Regions from separate parts of the Homo sapiens genome. Here all the other regions are linked to region 1. A link is a contact called in ENCODE Hi-C or POLR2A ChIA-PET data. All regions are on one chromosome and are shown on one strand. Each heading gives the region's core, a stretch centred on a gene start or an enhancer-like site at or near the end of the contact. The rest is flanking DNA. Distances are from core to core; before and after follow the strand shown.

Region 1 (3,455 bases), core at 711-3,210:
ACTTATTCACTATCATGAGAACAGCACAGGAAAAACTCATCCCCAAGATTCAATTACCTCCCATTGGGTTCCTCCTAGGACACATGGGGATTGTGGGACTTACAATTCGAGATGAGATTTGGGTGGGGACACAGCCAAACCATATCAAATACTGTTTAATTTGAGTCTAGGAGAAATCTTAAGGCCTTAAACTTAGACTTTATAAAAGCAGAGGCTAGCTCCATCTGGACTGTTTATTCCTTCAGAATATTATGCCTACTTGTATTCCCAATGCCTGACTCAGGGCTCTCCCATAGTCAGTGCTCAATGAATATTGGTAAGGAAAAAAATGGTTCAGTGAGGAGATTTTTGCAGTAATTCAGGTGACTGATGACATTTGACCTTTGTGAATGAATCTCCAATTCTGCAATTGGGTGGATTCTCTGCCTATAGGTACAAGAGGAAGAGGACGAGAAATATTTCCTGTTCTCTCAATAACTTTCCAAATAACATGTCATAAGAAGCCTCCTCATTCTACTCTCCAACATATTAAAAGCCTAGGATTGAGCCAGGTGCAGCGGCTAACGCCTCTAATCCCAGCACTTTGGGAGGCCAAGGCAGGCGAATCTCTTGAGCTCAGGAGTTTGAGACCAGCCTGGGCAACTAAGTGAGACCCCCGCCCTGCCAACCCCCTCTACAAAAAATACAAAAAGTTAGCTGGGCGTGGTGGCATTTGTCAGTAATCCCAGCTACTCAGGAGGCTGAGGTGGGAGAATCGCTTGAGCCTGAGAAGCGGAGGTTGTAGCGAGCTGAGATTGAGATTGTGCCACTGCACTCCAGCCTGGGCGACAGGGCGAGACTCCATCTCAAAAAAAAAAAAAAAAAAAAAAAAAAAGGCATAGGTCCATAGCCCTTTAGAACTGGAAGAAGCCTTCTAGGCCAAGCCCTTCATTTGAACTGAGCCTTGACGGGTATTAGCCGTTAGCCATTTGTGGAAGGTCGCACAGTAGTCAGGACTGGAAGTCTGGTCTTTGAAACCTGTCAGTCCACGGTCATTTCACCTGCCTGTTTGTAAAACAATGTCCTGTTACTTAAGTATACTTTTTAATAAGAAAAACTGGGTGTAAGCAAGAGTATCAGAGTGGTGTTCTGGTGCCAGCAGTTCAACTTCTGCAGCGTGTACTTCACAGGCACAGGTACTTAGGACGTCGCACAGGCACAGGTACTTAGGACGTTGCCCCGCCGAGACTGTCGTTCATATCGCGCCCACCTCCGGGTAACGCCGGTAATGCTGACCTAGCTCCATTATTTGTATTAATTTATTTAGCTAGCAGGGGGAACGGCTGGGTAATGCAGTCTCAGCTGCTGGAGGGGAAGAGGCAAGACTCCGCCGGCGCCCACCATCAGAGCGTGACAACAAGCGGGACCGGAGGTTGGGAAAAAGCACAGGGACAGAATGAATGTGTGCATGGGGGAGCTCTGCTGGGGAGAGGGCAAGAGGCTGTGATCAGATTATCTGAGGTTTCAGAACTTTTATATAAAGACCAAGGAACCAAATGAAAATCCAACTCTTCCAGGGAGCCCTGGAAAGTTCAAAGGACCTCGTTTGAGGGAGCGAGTCCCCGCAGCTCGTGCCCACGTCTCCCTCGCGCTTCCCCCAGGACAGGGGCCGCCCCAACCCGGGCACGCTGAGCCCGGCCGCGCCCCTAGCCCCTTCTCTCTCGGCCTCCTCGTCCCGAAGGGAAGCACAGGCTCGAGCAGCATTCGGGGCTCATCCATCAGCCGCGGAGGCAAAGGGGGAGGAGAGAGGAGGCGGGAGGCGGGAGGCGGGAGGAGGAGTTTCTGGGCGGCCGAGAGCCCCCGGTGGGGCCGGCGGAGGAGCGCCCTTCCCCCCGCGCGCTGATTGCTGTGGCGTCCTGCCCGTCCCCGCCCGCGTGTGTGCGAGGGAGGGCGAGTGCGCCGGGTCGGCCTGATGGGGGTAATCGAGGGTTTCGGGGACGCCGAGCGGCACTTTCCTCTTCCCAGCGAGTGAAGGAGGGCAGTCGGCGGCTCTCGCGCCCCGGCCACTTTCCCTGCGCGATTCCCGGAGCTCCCTGCAGGAGGTGAGAGTCCCCAGCGGGTCCGGATGGCGTAGTTTTGCCGCGGCGCAGCAGCTGCCGGAGCTCGCCGCCGCCGAGCGCTGGGCGGGGAAACTTGCCGCCGCTTTCCTCCAACTTGCTGCGGGTGGATCTCCGCTGGACACACCGCCTCCGAGGTACGTGCCGGCCCAGCCCCGCGGCGCTGCAGCCCGCCCGGGCTGTGGGCTCTGCAGGCTGCGCGGGTGCCCGTCGGCGCGGCGCGGGCTGCCAGTGCCTACTTACCGGCCAGGGTCGCTCCAGCCGCCAGGACCTCCGGCCTTGGGAGGGAGGCGCTGGTGGGGCGGTGTTTACCCTCCGGGGAGCAGGCACCGGTGGCCAGCGGTGCGTGGGCAGCGGCCGCACGGGGCAGGCAGTGCCCCCGGCGATGCGCAGTGCTGGGGAGGAATTCTCCACGCCCGCCCTCACTCTTCCTCTCCGCGGGTCCTTCTGACCCCTGCGGGGCGCGGCGGCCACTTCCCTCCGGGCGCGTGACAGCTTCGGTGGGAATGGTTTGTTGTGGGTTCGCAGTCAATTGCCGTGGCCCAGGCTGTGGCTCCCGGACTCGTGCACGGACGCGGTTTGCGTTCCCCGCTGGCCGCGCCCTCAGGGTGCCTTGCGGGCTGAGCCGCAAGCTGCAGCTCGGCCCCCCCCCGCCCCGGTTTATTTTGAAGGCTCTCTTCTTGTATTCATTTGGTTAGGACAAACTTGGAAATCTTGGACTGTCGCTAGAAGAATCTGCTTGCAGACTTGATCTTATTAGGGCATTTGCCCCGCTTTGCAGAATCGCATAGTGTCAGGAGCCGACGTGTCAAGCATGAATTACCTTGGCAAAGTAGAACTTAGTGGATTTGGTGTCCTCACGAAAAGCTGGAAGAAGAAAACCGTTCCATTTCCCTAGCTGTGAAGTGAGGATAGTAGTACTTGCCCCGTAAAGTTGCTGTGAGCATCTAATGATTTAATGTGTGTGAGGTGCTACAACAGTGCTTGGCACCGAGTAAGCACCGCACGGAGGTTAGCGCTGCTTGCCGCTAGCCCTGCGGTGGCAGGATAGGAGCGGCGAGGGCAGAGGATAGTAGGAGTGACAGGCTGTGCTGGGGAACCAGGCGTATTCTGAGTTTTATGTCCTTCCGAAGAAGTGAGCGGTTTGGGAGAAGTCTCCACAGGTAGTAAAAACACACGTCAAGACCGTTTCTTCTTCCTGAATGCAGAGTGCAAACAGTTACTTCAGTGTGAACTCAGTTGTTTCTTTTGGATAATAATAACAGCTAACGTTTTCTAAGCCCATACTGTGTGCACTTAATCCTCACAGCATCTCTATGGGAAAAGCACTATTAATAACCCTATTTTACAGATAAGACA
Region 2 (3,455 bases), core at 581-3,080, 230 kb after region 1:
GGTTTTGATAAATGCTATAAAGAAAATGCACATATTGGTGGGATAAAGAGTAAGGAATGTCTTGAGTTAGACTGGTTAAAGTAAGCCTCTCTGAGAAGGCATCATTTGTGCCCAAGTCTGAAGCATGAGACATGGCTGCCCATGGGGTGAGAAAGGACATATTTACTTTTTAAGCAAAGACAACAGCAAATGTAGAGGATGTCAGAACCAAAAGATCTTGGTAGTTTTTGAGGAACTGGAAGAAGGCCCACAGAATTATGTGCTGTTGTGAATTAAGAACTGAAACCACATCTTACTGACACTTTCCCCAAAAACACTCCTTTAGAATAGATGTTAATGAACATTCTATAACAAAATGCAACGCCAGCAGCATGTTTTCTGCTAACATTGAGAAAATTTCTGAGTACTTATAAGTTTGTTATTTGCCTTTTAGTTTGGTTTATGCTGTTCATCAACATATCTTTAAAAATTTTTATATAGGTCATATTTATCCAACTTTTCGCTAATGGTTTCTGCTTTTGGGATCATCCACAGAAAGTCTCCCCTATCTCATAATTACATAATTACCTAGCTTTTCCTCTAGGACTTTTACAATTTGATATTTTACAATGAAATCTTTAACTCATCCGGATATTTTTAGATGTGCCCCTCTTTTGATGTCCTTGTCTCTCAGTAAGGCAGAATGCTTTCTTTATCTAGCTTCCTCATTTCTTGTTATATTAATTTATTAATTCCTGGGCATTTAAAATTTTGTTGTTGTTGTTGCTATTGTGAAAGGAATTTTTTTCCCATTGTATTTTCTAACTGGTTATTGTAGGCATTTGGGAAGAACTCTGTCTCTCTATGCTTTTTATATGAGAATATGGTGACCAGTCATCGGACTGAGGCCTCAGGCCTAGTGGTCTTCCAGTTGACTTGCTGGTCTTCCAAGAGTTAAAACTGAAAAACGATATTATTTCTTTCTAGTCCTTTTAATCTGAAAGTCACAAAATAGTACCTTGTTTTGATTGCATTTCTTTGGCGACTGTTGGGGATGAACATCTTTGCACACATTCATTTGGCATTTGTTTTCCTATAGTGAACTGTCCATTCATATACTTCGTTAATTCCTCTATTTGGTATTTGTCATGCTTTTATCAATCTGATAAAATTATTTTAATTCATTTCCACTTGAAAAATATACACTAACCTATTATTTCTGCCCAGAGAGGAAGAGTCACCAAATATCAGATACAAATGTGAGCATGGGAGCACTCTAGAAAGGCTAGGAATCACTGCTGGAGGCTGCACGCCTGTACATTAACTTTTTGTCCCTTGGTCCTTAAAATCCTATAGGAAGCAGCCAGGTGACCAGTAAAACAGGCATCCTGCATGGAGAAGGTGCTGTTCCAAATCAAGCAGCCCCAGAGCCTCCTTGGCCCCAGCCCTCCCTAAGTTGTCACCTACTGGGCCCCCACCTCCCTTCACACCGGGTGGTCTCCCTGACAGGTTTGAAGGGATTATCCAGGATCAATATTAGAAATAGTTGTATTTTTTTCTAACTGGAGTTAAGTTTATAAGCTTTTTTTATGTAACCACCAAACACCAGAAATAAAAATCTGGATGAGAGCCAGTTTGACTTGGAGCCAGCACACTTTCCCATAGCCAGGGAGCTCGCCCTTCATCCCAGTTGTTTTTCCCCTAGTTACTGACATTTCCTCCCAAAAGCTGAATCAACTTCTCAAATTCTTCATCTGAGTAATTCAGGCCCCCAGTGATTCCTAGAAATCTTGCCCTCCCAGTCCAGCCCCCACCCCCAGCCCAGCCTCTGACACCTGAGCTGCAACTGGGGCCAGAGGAGGCCCAGGCTCCATGCGGTGGCCCAAGCCACGTGACCTGGCCTCTGGCTCTTAGAAAGTTTCTGGGGGAGTTTTAATTGCCGGCTCTGCAAATGCAAAATGAGGCCCTGGTGGACGGGGGAGAGGGGAGCAAGAGCATCTGCAGGCTGGTCCGGTAAAGAAGGGTGGGAAGAGGTCTTGTTCATACTAATTCCTAACTAAGGGCTAGAAGAAGACCAGCGTCCATGCACAGTTTATCACCCAACACATATGTGTTGAGCACCAGCTGTGTACCAGGCACTCTCCTAGGCACAAGTGAACAAGACCAGCCTGGTCCCTTCCCTGGTAACAGTTACTGCCCGGTGGGAAAGACAGACATGGAACAAGTAATTTCACATCACAAGCTCAATAGTCACAAGTGTGAGAATTCTGCTTATACAAGTGGGAACAATTTCATGGCCTTGCTTATGAGCTCTTTTCCTTTGAAAGGATTCAGAGAAGTGGCAACAAGACTGCCCCAGGGATTTTTGATAGCGCTCCTTTCTTTTGCCTCCTACATTTCAGGGTGGGCCATCCTGGGAAAACAGTCCTCCCTGGCCTGAGTGAGACCAGAAAGGGACGGCATGGGAGAGGCTAGGCAGTGTTGGAGTCACCCTCTCCTCCCTGCTTGGGAAACTGGTCTTGAGGTTCAGCCTTGCCACTCTCATGACCTTCCACAGCACTTGAGACTGGTCCGAGACTCAGCCAGATCACCCCAGGTTGGCCTTGGAAGTCACCTCTGAGTCAGTTCTCACTGACTAGCACATCCAGGGCTCCTCCCCTCATCTCCCTGCTCTTTTCTGCTCAGAACTCATGTTCCAGATGGACTCAGCTGGCAAGTGTTTGAGACATGTCTCAGCATCTTGTGATGTGTTACTGAACCTCTGGGCCTTGTGTGGGCTGAGTCACTGACTCTGACTTGATCCCTGATGCATATTGGCCCCTTCTTCCTGGGTCCAAAAACCAAAGCCCATCTTTGGAATGCAGGCCACAGAGTGCCTGCCACCAGGCCTGGAGGGGACCACTCTCCAGGGAGGGACAGTCAGTTGGACCTATCTGCAGTTTTTCTGTTCTCTCCCTTTTTCCTCTATACTGATTCTTTCTGGGAATGTGTTTGTCAAGGGAAGGGGATATAAGGACCATCCCAGACACTGGGCCTTTCTCCCTCCCAGCTCTCTTCCTCACCTCACTTTTGTTCTACCTGAGCTATGAGACCAAATACAGCTGGGAATCCTGCCTTGACAGGAATATTCTTCTATCAAAAAAGATGAATTGTTTTTCTAGCAACTTGGGGTAGGTGGTGAATCGGTGAGATCAGGAAATGAGAGGGGAGGCAGCTTTTCTCTTGTCATGGTTGAGAGCATGGATGCCAAATTTAGACTGTCTGGATTTAGACTCCGGCATTGCCACTTCCTAGCTGAATCGACTTGGGTAAGTTTCCTGTGCCTCAGTTTCCTCATCTATAAAATATGAATAAGCACCCAACTCATAAGACTGTTGTAAAGATAAAATGAGCTACAACATCACAGAACTGTAAAAAGTCCCTAAGATATAAGCGTTAGTAGTAGTGCTTCTTATTGTTGGTATGATAAGCTCTTA
Region 3 (3,455 bases), core at 498-2,997, 190 kb before region 1:
TAAATTAGATGTGTTACCCTAGAAACGTTAACAACTTTAGTATTATTTTTTCCATCTTTTTCATCAGTCCCTCCCTGGTAGAGACAAAGTAGCTTCCCCAGTAGATAGTCCCAAATTAAAGGGATTTTTTTTTTACTTTGATAAATTCTGTTTATAGCTATCGGAGCCTTAAGTATGGGTGAGTTTTTGACAGAAAGCACTTCAAAATGTAGAATCCTGGCTGGGCGCAGTGGCTCACGCCTGTAATCCCAGCATTTTGGGAGGCCGAGGCGGGCGGATCACTTGTGGTCACGAGTTCGTGACTAGCCTGGCCAACATGATGAAATCCCGTCTCTACTAAAAATACAAAAATTAGCCGGGCGTGGTGGCGCGTGCCTGTAATCCCAGCTACTCGGGAGGTTGAGGCAGGAGAATGGCTTGAACCCGGGAGGTGGAGGTTGCAGTGAGCCGAGATCGCGCCACGGCGCTCCAGCCTGGGCGACAGAGCGAGACTCCGTCTCCAAAAAAAAAAAAGTAGAATGCTGCACAACTTTTAATTATTAGTAATTATGTTTACCTCAGTGGTTCTCATAGTCACCCTAGCCAGCAGCATTAGCATCACTTGGGGCCTTGTTAGAAATGGAAAATTTCAGTGATGCCCACCCAAGTTTAAGAATCAATGTCTTGCTGGAAATGTAAATTAGCTAGGTCATATTTCTAAGCTTCAATTTCTTTGTAAGCTGAAATTACTTTAGCTGGATTCCCAATAACCCGAGAAGGATATCCATGAGGCTTACAAAGGTTAAATGTCAGGAAGACCCTCCATTTGCTTTGGTCCTCACAGGAGCTGAGAGTTGCTGGGAGCTACAGAGAGCTCTAGGTGGAGAGAGGAATCCAGGTCGCAATCAGGAAGCATTTCTGGTAAATTGTTTAAAGAGACCTCAGAAGAGACCTCCAAGACTATAGTATTGTTCTTTCCTCATTTCAAATAATCGTTTTCCTAATTTTATTATTTTTCTTAAAATAGTATAAGCTTATTTTAAAAATTGTGTAAGTTTCAGGACCTGGATCCACCCGACCTTAGTGATTGGAAACAACTAAGCGTGCCTGTGTTGAGATATTTCTAGCAAACTAGTGCTGCACACGACTAAGCTTTTTTTGTTTTCCTTTTGAATCTGGTACATGGTGTCGAGGTGCTCGGGATTGTTTATTCAGGGCGAGCGAAGCCACTTTTCGGAATAGTGGGGAGACTGGCTAACGACCCGCAGTCGCCTGAGGCGAGGAGAACCAAGTGCTGAGGGAGGGGGAGGCAGAGCCGAAAGAAGCCTCAGCTTCGGGGCGGAGGTGGGCGATTTAGGAACTGAAGCAGCCAGAGTTCCCGCCTCCTCCTACCTGAGCAAATCCTGGCTGAGCTGCTCCGACACCGTCGCCTTCAGCCGGCGCCGCTCACACGGCCCCTTCCTTTGCAACCCCTTACTGCAAACTCCAGCGGACCCCAGAAGTACCATGGGGGCCGCACTGCCTTCCCCACAGCGAGCCATGTCTCACAGAGGTACGACGCCCTGGAGGCCCAGTACTTGGCCTCACTTGCCCCGCCCAGGAGGAAGAAGGGGGCGTTTCCGACCGAACGCTCGGCTCCTACCCAAATCCGCCCCCTAGGGTAAAAGGTTGACGCCTCTCGTCGGTTTGTAGACAGTCTCCCAGAGAAGCCGGACCGCGGTGGGGAGCCTCAGAATCCCAGAACCGAGCCGGCTCTTGACCCAGGAAGAGCGTGCGCAGGCGTACTCGCTCTGTTTACTTCTGCCGGCGGGCACCCCGCCTCCCATGGCTCAGGCGCGGACCATCCCGCGGGGCAAACCAATCCTCAGGCTCCTTATCCCCTCCCCTCTTCTTTCCCTTCCGGTTGGTGTTCATTCATTTCAATGTTTTACTGAGGCTCGAGTTCAAATCAGCACATGCAGCCTTTCTATGCTGTGTCTTCCTGACAGGTCTACACTTTTTTCCAACGAAAGACTGGGCGAGTCACACCCCCTCACTTACCTGGCTTCTTAACCCTGAGGTATAAATGTTTGGGGCAAGAAAAATTGGCGATGGGAGGAGTAGGGGAAGAACTTCATAAACTGCCAGTCAGAACAATTCTGAGTTCAATATAAGAGATACTTACAGCATCTAGAAGGCCCCATCCCCTTCTTATCCAAGGAGTGGCTCATACAAGCTTTTGGACTTGATCGGAGAAAGCACAGGGCTTTGCATATAAAGCCCTAACATTTATGACCAAGAAGGGAGAAATAGGTAAGGGGCAAAGTCTTTGAGCAGTGAAGTGATGGATGGATGAAATATAGAATTCTCTTTTGTCCCAAATAAAGTAGCAAACTGATTATCATTTAAGGTTTTGGTATTTTTTATTTGATTACTGCCTCCAAAATAAGGAAACTCAGTAGTTCCGCTTCGGGCCGGGCAAGTCCCATCTACTTGGGAAGCGAGGCGGAATGATGGCTTGAGCCCGGGAGGTCGAGGCTGCAGTGAGCCATGATTGCACCACTGCACTCCAGCCTGAACAGCACAGCAAGACCCTGTCTCAAAAAAAAAAAAAAAAAAAAAAATCTGTTTCATTCACAAACTCTACACACAAGGTGAAGAATAGTAATTGCTTGGAAAATACATTGGCCAGGTTGCGGTGGCTCACACCTGTAATCCCAGCACTTTGGGAAGCCAAGGCGGGAGGATCACTTGAGCCCAGGAATTAGAGACCAGCCTGGGCAACATAAGGAGACCCTGTCTCTACCAAACAAAAAAAAAAAAAAAGGAGGCGGGGAGGGGAATATATGGACTTTGTATTTGTACCATAAGATTGGCCAAGAGGTAACCATTTCTTCAGATAATGCCCCCTCTCAAATATTCAGACATCTTAATTCTGAAAAATATAACTGGATAATTGATTTTTTAAAATTAATTCCCAAATGCTTGGATGGATAATTGATTCTTAATTATTCCTGTAGAAACGAGGGGTGTCAAAGATAACATAATAGTAGCTTATATTTGAATCCTTATTATGTGATAAACGCTACTCTATTTGCTCTGTGTGTTTTAACTCAGTTAATCCTTACAACAACCATTTAGCTAGGTACTGTCTTCAGACCTATTTACAGATGAGGAAGCTGAGGCATACAAAGGATAGGTAAACTTGGCCAAGGTCACACAATGTCATATATCACACTATAATATATGGTGTGTTACACCATAATAATGGTGTATTATAACCCAGGCAGTATTTATATTTTGACTGGCAAATTTAGTCAATTTACATATACTTTTCGTAGGAATGTAAATTGGTGCAGCCATTATGGAAAACAGTATGGAGGTTCCTCAAAAAATTAAAAATAGGACTATGACATGACCCAGCAAACCCTCTTCAGGTATATACCCAAAGGAAATGAAATTAGCACCTCATAGAGATATCTGCACTTTCATGTTTG
Region 4 (3,455 bases), core at 374-2,873, 140 kb before region 1:
AGATTCAGAAGATGAGGCCCAAAGATGGTAACATGAGTCATAAAATGGTTGAGAGCAGGGCTGTGACCAGAATCTCCATCTTGTCCTAACTCCCAGGACAATGCTCTTTCCACTCGGTTCTCTGTCTCTGGGGAAGCTCTTTAGGCGGCCAGAGCGAGGGGAAAAGTGTTTTATGGAATTCCAGATGGTTCTTATACTACTTTTACCCCTCAGGTTGAACAGAGATAACAAATCTGACTTTACCCTCAGCTGCACGATGGCTTCCTAGAGGTTCAATAACTTTTTTTATTGGTGGTGAGTCTTGGAGGATTAAATGTTATGGGCACTGCAATGGATTTAATTAACAGATACTTTATTGCACTGACTATGCATCAGGCATTGTTCTAAGTTTTTCGTGTTTGTTTTTATAAATATTAACCTATTTAATTCTCATGTCGACCCCAGGCAAGAAAGAAGTTCTCTTGCCCTTCTGAACTTCAGCTGCGGGGCAATTTAGCTCCTAACAGGAAATAAGGACTTGGTGACATAAACATCCCCTCTTATGAGGCTGGGTTTGAAAGGCCTGTGAGTCAGACTGCAGGGTGTATCACGGGAACTATTTCCCTTCACCACCTGGAGCCTCAGGAAACAGAATATTTGTGGGCTGTGAGGAAGCTTGAACAATTAGCGTCTGCAGGCATGGCTGGATTTACCTTTTATTCCATTCCTTTCTTTGGTCCCTGACTTCATAAGTATGCATTCCTCCCCACAACACACACAATTTACTTATTGTTTCATGCAACCTAAGTCGTCTGTGATCATAATAAACTCATGACTCCCAAAGACTGACTGTTTACTCTTATTATCTCTAAAATTGGGCAAGAACAGCCTCCTGAGACATTAGGATGCCACGAGGAACAATTCTCTACAGCTGATCTGAGCTCTAAAGGGCAAAAGGGTGACAGGAGACAGCTTCCCCTTGCAGTAGGAAAAAGAGCAGGTTTATTCTGGGTTGTTGTGGCGCCGGGGGGCAGTAATATAAGAGGCCCCTGATTAGAGAAGTTCCACATTCAGAAACCAATCAAGGTGCCTGCAAAGACCGAGTGCTGTTTATCTGTATCTCTCTCTCTCTCTCTCTCTCTCACACACACACACACACACACACACACACGACACACAGGGACCCAACCCCTCCTCCCCTCCTGCCAGGACACTAGGGGACGCTGAGCCAGCGTCTCGGAAGGAGAAGCCCGGAGCCCCCCACCCTCGCGGCGGTCACGCTCCCTCCCGCTCCCGCCAGGCCCGCGCGGCCCTTCACCTTGATCCGCACGTAGCAGTGGGTGCCCAAGGAGGGGTCGCTCAGGCACGCGGGAGGGTGCTCCCGGGCGGGCCGCCGGAAGGTCTGCGCCGGCCCCTTGCCGAGGCTCCACAAAAGTTTGAGCAGGTGGATGGAGGCGCAGAGCCCGCAGTAGCAGTAGACCAGGGACCAGAAGAGCAGGGACCGGAGCGTGAGCATCAGGCGGGGCAGGCAATCCCGCAGCCTCGCCATTGGGAGGCGGCGGCGGGGCCCACTGCCCTTCCTCGGGAGCGGGTGAGCGAGCGCCGCAGCGCGCCAGGCCAGCCCGCCGTCGCCTCTCGACGCGCGCCTCCCCCGGCCCGGGGCGGCCGGCGTTCCGTGTCACCGCGGCGGCTCCGCACACGCGCCGCGCCCAGCCCGGAGCGCGCAGGGGAGAGCCGGGCCTGCGGGGTGCGGCGGGCCAGGCCGGGGTGCAGAGCTTGGCTGTCTTCCGCGGAGAGCGAGATCCCGTTTCAAAATCGCAAAACTGTGGGGGAGGATGAAGGCGAGACTTTCCCAAACCATCCTGGGCACCAAAGAAGGTAGCGCCACTCAGTCTTCTTTGTTGTTCTCAATGTATCAAGCAAAACTATTTCTAAGCCCACATATTCGTGTGTCATAGTTCAGGGACACAGGTCAGCGACAAACTTCCATGCTATTACACCCAAAGAGATTCTTTAGAGTGCAAAATCACTCTGCACTCTGAAAGATACCAGCCTTCCTCTTCTCAAAATCTTTCGTGGAATCATAATTTCTGTAGAAATCCGCCTATGCCTTGCCTGGTTCAGCCACAGCAAACTTACAGAGAGCTGCAACCCCAGGGATACAACGAATGCTTCAACAACGTGACGCGGCAGAAGCCTGGCCAGAAGGCCACACACCTGAGAGTTCGTCGAAGGGCTGGAAGCCGTGAGAGTGACAGTCCTCGGTAGGTATCTCAGCCTCAGCACCGACATGGCCACTCTTGTCCTGACCTCTTCTATCGTCCAGTTCACTGTTAGAATTTCATTAAGCCTTTTCCCAATCACCGGGTCAGGTATTAAGTGTTCATTTTTTATGAGAAACTGTCAAACTGGTTTCCAAAGTGGCTGTACAATTTTGAATTTACTTCAGCATGTGTGAGTTATACAATTGACCTTTGAACAATGCGGGGGGTTAGGGTTGCTGAACCCTTTCACATCTGAAAATCCATGTATAACTTTTGAGTTCCCCCAAACTTAAGTACTAATAGCCTACTACTGACCAAAACAATTAACATATGTTTATGTATTACATACTGTATCTTTATAATTAAGAAAAATGTTAAAATCATAAGGAAGAGAAAATACATTTACTATTCATTAAGTGGAAGTGGATTATCTTAAGAGTGTTCATCCTTGTCATCATCAGGTTAGGTAAGCTGAGGAGGAGAAAGAAGAAGGGAGGTTGATCTTCCTGTCTTGGGGTGAGGGGGAGGGAAGAGGTGGAAGAAAATCCATGTGTAAGTGGACCTACACAGTTCAAACACATGTTGTTTGAGGGTTAACTGTATTTTGCTCTTTTTTTCTAGGGTCTTGAGTTAGGAACTTATTGAGACCTTTGCAATTTCTAATGCAATCATTTAGCACCTATACATTTCTCTCAGTACTCTTTTTATTTTATTTTTTGAGACGGAGTCTCACTCTGTCGCCTAGACTGGAGTGCAATGGCGCGATCTCCATCTCAGCTCACTGCAAGCTCCGCCTCCCGGGTTCACGCCATTTTCCTGCCTCAGCCTCCTGAGTAGCTGGGACTACAGGCGCCCGCCACCATGCCCGGCTAAGTTTTTTGTATTTTTGGTAGAGACGGGGTTTCACCGTGTTAGCCAGGTTAGCTCGTGAACCGCCCGCCTCAGCCTCCCTAAGTGCTGGGATTACAAGTGTGAGCCACCGCGCCTGGCATCTCTCAGTACTCTTTAATCGTATTACATATGTGTTGATATGTTGTATTTTGCCATTTGTTATGTATTTTTTAAAATGTCCTGTTTTAGGTTGGGTGCTGTGGCTTACGCCTATAATCCCAGCACTTTGGGAGGCTGAGGCAGGAGGATCGCTTGAGCTCAGCAATTCAAGACCAGCGTGGGCAACATGGCAAAACCCTGTCTCTACAAAAAATAGAGAAA

What was found. A loop is a pair of places that touch in the nucleus more often than their neighbours do. ChIA-PET counts read pairs that join two places held with the same protein, here RNA polymerase II (POLR2A). Pooled maps may share reads with other maps.
Region 2: a loop to region 1 is called in a map of ascending aorta, with 6 times the contacts of the local background. The contact joins the enhancer-like site here to the promoter of TGFBR3 in region 1. A Hi-C loop is called at or near these places in 1 of 168 maps with a recorded cell type or tissue (ascending aorta), 1 of 37 single-sample maps with no recorded cell type and 8 of 50 pooled maps. POLR2A ChIA-PET finds 5 or more read pairs at or near these places in 3 of 52 experiments (HepG2, WTC11 and activated T-cell).
Region 3: a loop to region 1 is called in a map of naive thymus-derived CD4-positive, alpha-beta T cell, with 14 times the contacts of the local background. The contact joins the promoter of BTBD8 here to the promoter of TGFBR3 in region 1. A Hi-C loop is called at or near these places in 1 of 168 maps with a recorded cell type or tissue (naive thymus-derived CD4-positive, alpha-beta T cell) and 6 of 50 pooled maps. POLR2A ChIA-PET finds 5 or more read pairs at or near these places in 1 of 52 experiments (activated CD4-positive, alpha-beta memory T cell).
Region 4: a loop to region 1 is called in a map of naive thymus-derived CD4-positive, alpha-beta T cell, with 4 times the contacts of the local background. The contact joins the promoter of EPHX4 here to the promoter of TGFBR3 in region 1. A Hi-C loop is called at or near these places in 1 of 168 maps with a recorded cell type or tissue (naive thymus-derived CD4-positive, alpha-beta T cell). POLR2A ChIA-PET finds 5 or more read pairs at or near these places in 1 of 52 experiments (GM10248).

What each region holds. Positions count from the first base shown.
Region 1 is chr1:91,884,656-91,888,110 of GRCh38, reverse strand. It overlaps TGFBR3 (transforming growth factor beta receptor 3), which reads left to right and starts at 1,960. Exons shown (of 17, transcript NM_003243.5): 1 at 1,960-2,233. RefSeq lists silencers at 1,694-1,833, 2,184-2,263, 2,274-2,483 and enhancers at 1,626-2,388, 2,389-3,152.
Region 2 is chr1:91,650,171-91,653,625 of GRCh38, reverse strand. No RefSeq gene overlaps it. Among named protein-coding and RNA genes, the nearest start is that of CDC7, 150 kb to the right of the region's middle. Within about 2 kb of position 1,830, at least 17 of the 41 ENCODE cell types and tissues checked have a DNase peak (open chromatin) inside an H3K27ac peak, as active enhancers do; they include ascending aorta, where a contact is called at or near this core.
Region 3 is chr1:92,078,637-92,082,091 of GRCh38, reverse strand. It overlaps BTBD8 (BTB domain containing 8), which reads right to left and starts at 1,747. Exons shown (of 18, transcript NM_001376131.1): 1 at 1,372-1,747. The coding sequence starts at 1,520. RefSeq lists an enhancer at 1-474.
Region 4 is chr1:92,028,153-92,031,607 of GRCh38, reverse strand. It overlaps EPHX4 (epoxide hydrolase 4), which reads right to left and starts at 1,623. Exons shown (of 7, transcript NM_173567.5): 1 at 1,298-1,623. The coding sequence starts at 1,528. It overlaps LOC124904218 (a long non-coding RNA gene), which reads left to right and starts at 1,221. Exons shown (of 2, transcript XR_007066222.1): 1 at 1,221-2,243. RefSeq lists an enhancer at 1,423-1,924.